2 separate regions of the Mus musculus genome follow, and region 2 is linked to region 1. Evidence: chromatin contacts called from ENCODE Hi-C or POLR2A ChIA-PET data. All regions are on one chromosome and are shown on one strand. The core of a region is the stretch at or near the end of the contact, and the rest is flanking DNA. Distances in the headings are between cores, read along the strand shown. Region 1 holds the start of Gpat4 (glycerol-3-phosphate acyltransferase 4). Region 2 holds the start of Golga7 (golgi autoantigen, golgin subfamily a, 7).

The links. Hi-C counts contacts between places; a loop is a spot of excess contacts on that map. ChIA-PET counts read pairs that join two places held with the same protein, here RNA polymerase II (POLR2A).
Region 2: a loop to region 1 is called in a map of heart, with 6 times the contacts of the local background. The contact joins the promoter of Golga7 here to the promoter of Gpat4 in region 1. A Hi-C loop is called at or near these places in 2 of 37 maps with a recorded cell type or tissue (both heart). POLR2A ChIA-PET finds 5 or more read pairs at or near these places in 1 of 5 experiments (Patski).

Annotation. Positions count from the first base shown.
Region 1 is chr8:23,206,781-23,210,558 of GRCm38, reverse strand. Gpat4 (glycerol-3-phosphate acyltransferase 4) reads left to right here and starts at 2,106. Exons shown (of 13, transcript NM_018743.4): 1 at 2,106-2,260.
Region 2 is chr8:23,255,120-23,258,897 of GRCm38, reverse strand. Golga7 (golgi autoantigen, golgin subfamily a, 7) reads left to right here and starts at 1,818. Exons shown (of 5, transcript NM_020585.2): 1 at 1,818-2,224. The coding sequence starts at 2,114.

The DNA of each region.
Region 1 (3,778 bases), core at 857-3,356:
TGCCCACATGTGTGTCTGTGGAGGCCAGAAAGGGCTATTGGATCCCCCTGGAACTGGAGTTAGTTATAAGCTACCACATGAGTGCTGAGAATGGAGCTGGTGTCCTCTGAAAGAAGAGTCAGAACTGTCCATTGTTGAGCCATCTCTCTAGTCCCACCTGTATCTTTTATATTTCTAAGTAATTATTTTCTCACTATATAACCCTGGCTAGCCTAGAACTTACTATTCAAACCAGGCTGGCCTCAAACTTATAGAAATTCACTGCCTCTGTTTTCTAAGTGCTAGATTAAAGGTGTTTGCTACCATGCCTGCCCTATGTTAGTTTTAAAAATGTTCTTATTACGTTTATCCACTGATGTGTTGGCGTGTTTGCATCCATGCGCATTCATGAGCTTGCTTTTGCCCCAGTCCACCTGCTGAGGTTAAAGGATAACTTGCAAGAGTGGATCCCTGGAATTAACTCAGGTCATCAGGTTTGACAACAGTGCCTTTCCCCCACTGACTCATTCACTAGTTCTTTGGGGGTTGTTTTAAGACAGAGTGTCACAGGGCTAGTCCAGGCTGACCTGGACTTACTGTATAGCTAAAGGTGACATTGAACTTCTGATCCTCCTGCCCTTACATCTGTGGAGTGTTTCAGTGAGTGTTAGTTAGCTATCATGTTTCATTTTGAAGAAACCATGACTTTAAAAAATATTTTCCTGTAGTCATTCCTCAGCAGGTAAGCATTGTAAGTAAGCATCAAATTAGCACATTCAGGGGTTGCACTGTATTAGAATTCTTGATTTTAAAAACTGCTTCAGTTAATCTGCTCACAAAAATCTGTTAAATCATTTTTGGCTTGGGATTAGGGCAGAATCTCTAATAATTTCTGAAATGTTCATAAACTTACTAATATTGTTTTGTACAAGGTATTTGTGAAACGGTGTTCTCAGCATTGACAATTATAAAATTTAAAACGTTGGGAAACTTTATGTTTTATATCCTTTGGTATCAAATATTTAGCTGATTTCTTTATATTAAGAGTGGCAGCCGGGCAGTGGTGTCGCATGCCTTTAATCCCAGCATTTGGGAGGCAGAGGCAGGCGTTTTTCTGAGTTCAAGACCAGTCTAGTCTACTGAGTGAGTTCCAGGACAGCCAGCGAAAAAACCAAAAATAAAATAATAAATTAATAGAGTGGCAAACACATCCATCTCATTAATATGCAAATTTGCTTTAATAGTTAATATAGGAAAGCTACAAATACATAGCAAAAATGCTTTTAAATAAATTTATTATCATTAAATATGTCTTGTATTCCTGTTATAGTTACATACCTGGAGTTGTGTAAAAGTTTGTGAAGAAATCAACAAATGGAGGTTTAAGTCCTGAATTAGGGGAAAGGTTAGGTACTCTTGGAAGTATACAAAAGCAATAAACTCGGAGGCTGGGAATGTGGCTCAGCTGGTCGAGTGCTTCTTTTAGCATGCACGAGGCCCTGAGTTCCAGCCCCCAGCACTTTATAAAACTTGGGACGGTAGTTTATTCCAGCACTTCAGGAGGTGGAAGCAGTCGGTGCAGAAACTGAAGGTCATTGGGCAATTCGCAGTTTTTGAGGCAAGTCTGTATTACAAGACGTCCTGTCTTAAAAGGGGGTGGGGTGGGCCAAAGAGGCGTGTCCCCCATCCCTTCTTTCTCTTTCTTCCACTATAAAGGACCCACGTCAGCAAAACAAGCCTGTCTTTGAAGCTTCCAGTCTGAGGAGAGGTTAGTTAGAACTGTGGCTGGGTTGGAAAACTGCAGTTGGCCAACCAGCCAATTACGTTAAGAGAAGCTCCGGGATGCCCGGGTAGTGCTGGGATGGTGGCTAACGTTTCGTGGCCAGCCGGAACCGAATCTCACACAAAGTCCCACAAAGACTCAGTAAATGAACCTCGCCATGCCGGGTTCTCCCTCTCCCCGGGAACGATGCCTGTTCTGGACACAGCTCAGACAGGCCCCGGTTGGCTTTCAGAAAGCGACCTCGGCTCACGCTGGCGAGCATCAGTGCGAGGAGCGAGCATCGCCGGAGCCCCGCCCACCCTGGGGTCCTCCGGGAGACCGCGCAAGCGCGGTTGGGCGGGACTCGGGGGCGGGGATTGAGGGGAGTGGGGTCCACGTCCAGCGGCGTAGACAAAGACGGGCGGGCGTACGCACGCTCTTACGTACGCCTGGGCCGGCGGCGGGCAGGGCAGGGCGGGAGCGGCAGTCACCGAGGACTGGAGCCGAGCCTCACGGCCGGTGAGTTGGATGGACCTGGTCCTACCGGACGCCCCCGGCCCCGGGCGGGACGCGGGGTCGGCAGCCGCGGGCCGGGGTCCCGCCGGTGGGGCAGCCGCTGCCGGGCGGTCCGAGCTCCTTCACGCCCGCTTGCCCCACTCCTGTCCTTCGCCAGCCCCGCTCCTCTCCTCCCGGGCTAGCCCCGCTGTCCTCTTGCCGCCTCATCTCCTCTCCAGTCGCCCGGCTCCTTGCCGCTCGGCTCCTTGGCTCAGCCAGCCCCGCTGTCCTCATCCGGCCCTTTCTTTCCCTTCCCTCCTCTCCTCGGCCGCCCCGCTCCTCTCTCCCCGACCGGTTTCTCTCCTCCTCAACCGACCACGCTCCTCTCCGCAGGCCGCTCGCCGCCTCGGCCTGGTGTGGCCCGGAGCTGAGGAACGTGGCTGAGAACCCGGCGTTAGATCACGTGGAAACGGGTTTCCCCCCCAGAATCCGTCCTTTATCCCGTGCTGTGCTCACACTGTCTTCTTTTTCGGGTCTGCCCCCTCTCCCCCTTCCCGCATTGGAGAGTCCCAGTGTCCAGGTTTGCCCCCGGATAGGGGCAGCCCTGCTTGATGCTACATGACTTTCCTGAGCCACTAACTAGAACTGCCACTATTCCAGCCTTCTTCACACCCCAGACTCCCTTTCGCCTTGGTTCCATGCCCTCAGTGGTAGTAGCATCCTACCTGGAAGTTTGACTTATTTATTCACTTTCCATCTTACTTGGATATTACATTGGTGACTCACAGGTTGTAGAATAATCTATGTGAAATTGTCAGGCTTCGCGGACGTTAAGTTCCATCCCATACCCATCTCTTGCGTATTACCGGTAGATAGCCTTTGAAGAACTTTGGTTTCGCTCGTTTTCCTTAATTTGAGCAGAACTTTTAAGAGTCTCTGCAGAGTTAGCGTGTCTTCGAGATTGTATCGCAACCCCGTAAAGACAGGCATAAAAATCACTGCGACCAAAGACTATGGTCAAAACTGTAATCCTGCCTGCTAAATTATCCTTCCTCTTTCTGAGAGTAATTTTTCAGACCTATAATTTGGAGAATTTCAAATATGCAAAACCAGGAACGTATGCTCATTATTATATATGCTCAGTGACATCTGGGGTTAATCATGCAATATCTGCATCTTCATTTATTTTACTTCTTCTGTCTCAGGAAGAAACAAAAATTTAGCACTGGAGCGCGCGCCGTGTGTGTGTGTGTGTGTGTGTGTGTGTGTGTGTGTGTGTGTTGGAGGTTTGTGGTTTATTTAATTTTACCAATGAGCTGTATATCTCCCGTCTCCATGTTTTTGATAGACAGTGAGCCTTTACAAGTCAAAAGTAGCTTAAGTTTCAAAATGAAGATTGTAGCATTGCATAAAATCGTAATATGTTTTTGTTGAAAGGTACCCTATTATTAAAAGTTCTTCCTTGAGCTGAGGTGCTGGCTCTGAGTAAATGCTATATAAACATGAGGACCTGAGTTCAGATCCCCAGCATCCATGTAAAAA
Region 2 (3,778 bases), core at 569-3,068, 49 kb before region 1:
TAGAAGCTTTATTTGCAATTCTAAAACTGGAAATTTCCTGTCTATCAACTAATGTGCTGGTTTCAGTATACTTGATCCAGGGATTGGCACTATTTGGAGGTGTGGCCTTACTGGAATGGGTGTGGCTATCTTAGAGGAACTGTGTTACTTTGGGGTTGGTCTTTAAGACCCTTCTCCTAGCTACCTGGAAGCTTGTCTTGTCCTGTTTGCCTTTGGAACTTTCAGTTCTTTCTCCAGCACCATCCCTTTCTGGAAGCTGCCATGCTTCCCACCATGATGATAATGGACTGAACCTCAGAACCAGTAAGCCAACCCCAATTTAATGTTACCCTTAATAAGAACTGCCTTGTAGCCGCGCGGTGGTGGCACACGCCTTTAATCCCATCACTCAGGAGGCAGAAGCAGGCGGATTTCTAAGTTCGAGGCCAGCCTGGTCTACAAAGTGAGTTCCAGGACAGCCAGGGCTATACAGAGAAACCCTGTCTCAAAAAACCAAACAAACAAACAAATAAAAAACTGTCTTGGTCATGGTTTCCCTTCACAGCAATGGAAACCCTGAGGCAGTACGTGAATGAATAAATGGGGAAAGTCACAGAAATGAAATTACGTATGGCACAACAGAGGAATCTCAGTAGAATCTATACAATAAGAAGGAGACGAAAAACTCTGATTCAATTTAAGTGAAAGTTAAGAAAACACAAGTTTGTTTCTAGTGACAGAAAGGTTAGTACTGGGCAAAGGGGGTCTGCTGAATGGCTGAAAGGTATGACTGTAAAGAGTAAGGAAGTTTTTAGAGGTGGTGTTTATTATCTTGATTGTACTGATGGTTTAAGGGCATGGACGTGGTAGAAGTTAACAAATTATGTCCACGTTAAATGAGTGGGTTTACTATACACCCTTTATTGGGATAAAGCTATTCATTTTTGAGACAGGGTCTCACCATGACGATCTGGCTGGCCTGGTACTATTTAGGTAAACTGGGGTGGGCTTGAACTCAGAGATCACCAGGGAGTGGACGACCTCTGCCCTGTCCCCCGCCCTATGCTGGAAATTTTTTTAATGCTATTTTTAAAACCCCAAAAGAGAAATCAATTATCGTGACAACTGATCAAGTATCTAATCAATTATCAGTATACTAAAAAGTTGTACTAGAACATCGCCACCACCAGACGTGCATAGGGATTTTCCTGGATGTCTTGCAAAGATACAGTCAGTAAAGTGGGGACCAATGAGAGAGAACTGTTGTTGGTCCAGTCGGGTCACCTAAGCGGGTATAGCTGGTGTACATGTCTCTGGGACGAAAAAAACCAACACCTCAAGAAGAATTGGAGAAGGGATGCAGGATAATGCAGAACAGGAATACCATCTCCTCACTCTCGTTCAAGAGGGTTCCAGGGGCCAAATGCATCCCCAGTAGTGCGCTTTGTAGTTGTAAATATCTGTGTCTGTTGGAATTGGAGAGTGACGGTTGTTTTTGTGGAGCGAGGTGGGTTAGCCCACGTGAAAGCTGGAACGCTTAATCAAGAAGGGAACTATTCCTGTGCCCACAAACCACTTCACCACAACCAACAGGGAATTCCGAGTCTCTAACCCCGGCGTCTTTCCCGGAACTCCCGGATCCACCGATCACGTCCACCTCATCATCATCATCTTCTTCCGCCCGGAAGGGTTTCATTCGCCTACACTAGGAAGACTTCTCTCCCAGCCACCGCGCACCTCACCGCAACGCGCAGCCGCGGAGGCGTCGCTTTACGGCCGGAGGGGGCGGGGTGTCAACGTGCGGCACAGAAGGTGTTCGGGAGAGGCTAGGTTTTTTTGCGACAGGACGTAAGCGGCGACGGAGGTGGCGCGACAGCTGCTGGAGGGCCGAGGAGGCGGGTTTGTGTTTCCAGGGCCGAACCAGGATGTGGGGGGGCGCGGGTCCTGGGCTTGGGTAGCTTGGAGTCCCTCGGCTACAGCCATGAGTGAAGGGGATCGGCGAGGGGGGAGGCCTGGGGCGTCTTTGGGCGGTGGGTGGCTCCGAAGGGCTGGCGGGCCGGAGAGCCGGCTCTAGGCCGGCCATCTGACCCCGTGTCTTGCCCGAACTCGCAGAGCGGCGGGTCCTGTCCTCGCCATGAGGCCGCAGCAGGCACCGGTGTCCGGGAAGGTGTTCATTCAGCGAGACTACAGCAGCGGCACGCGCTGCCAGTTCCAGACCAAGTTCCCCGCGGAGCTGGAGAACAGGGTATGCAGCCCGGCTTCCCCTGCTCCTGGCCCTGCTCCTGGCCCTGCCCCTGGCCCTGGGGAGGGGAGAGTCCCTGGAGCGGGAGGGAGTGTCTCACGGTTCGGGAGAGCATGAGACGTCAGGATTCATGGGAAAAGATATACGAAGGAGGTACGGTCTAGTATTTGGAGAAAGACCACTAAGGCTAATGCTCAGAGTACAGTGATCATATAGAACTTTTAGGATGCTGGCCCGCAGTCCACCCAAGAGTGTCCTTAACAGGATGCCGACACACACACACACACACACACACACACACACACGGTACTTGACACCTGGTTGAAGCTCACACACACACACACACTCACTCAGTTATTGACATCTTGATGAGGTGCTAATTCCTGGAACTCCAGGCCACCTCATACCTCCTGTGGTAACCTATATCCTACTGCCTCAGACACGCGAAAGACAGCGTCATAGTCATGACTGGTATCTGTGGTCACTGTGCTGGTCATACTGTTCAGCTGAAAGGGTTTATTAGGGATGTGCTCGGCAGTCCAGACAGGCCTTCTTGGAACCTGAAAAACGTACACGGTCCCGGGCAGGAACGGCAAAGGAACTTGTAGCTGAACCAACCCTGACTCCCAGTCATTATCACTGGGAACTTCCTGTTTGCCTTGCATATCAAAACGGTCATGGGGCAGAGGTCCTTTGGGCAACCTTGTAAACAAAGATGAGATTTGTGTACCATTCCTTCAGATTTAACCACACCAAAAAAAAAACAAAAAAAATCTACTCGTCTACCCAATGTGATCCTCCTTTTGTTCTTCAGCGATATTACTCAGATTCTATTTCCTGTTCATAAATCAGTTTCTGAAGGATGAGGAACTTGGAGGGTAATTAAGCATGGTGTGGGTGTGGGGCTAAGAAATGCTGCTTGTGGACTAGGTAGGTGGAGATGAGTGTGTACTAGAGAAATGTGTGCCAGCCATTTAAAATCAGAGGGGTGGTTTGTAGGCTGGGTGTGTGGCTTAGTGCACAGAGCCTGTTTTTTCCAGGTTGAAGGCCCAGGGATCTATCCCCAGCACTACATACTTACTCAGGCCAACTACCAGCTACTAGGAAATCTAAGGCTGGAAGACTGCATGTTCCAGGCCAGCCTAGGCAGTTTGAAAAGACCATGCTCTGAAATAGCTTGGAAAAGGTGGTGATCCTGAGATAATTCAATGGTAGACCACTTGTCTAGGATGTGTGGGGCTCTGGTTTCAATCCCAGTACTGACTGATTGTTAGGCTAGAAAATTCTTTATTTCATTACCTTCTCCTTAAGTGGGATTTATGGCTGTTGGCAAGTTAGTGGCACAGTTGCCCTTCTTGAACTGCAAATTAAAGATGAAGCAAGCTTTGAAAAGATACTGTGTAAACAGTGTGTGGTCATGGACACCTGTAACCTGGCGCCCAGGTGCCAGAGGCAGGAGGATCCTGAGTCCTAAGCCAGTATGGACTGCATTGCAAAACTCTTGTCTCAGGGAGAGTGAGGAGGGAGAGGATAACAGGTTTTGATTGACTTGTTTGT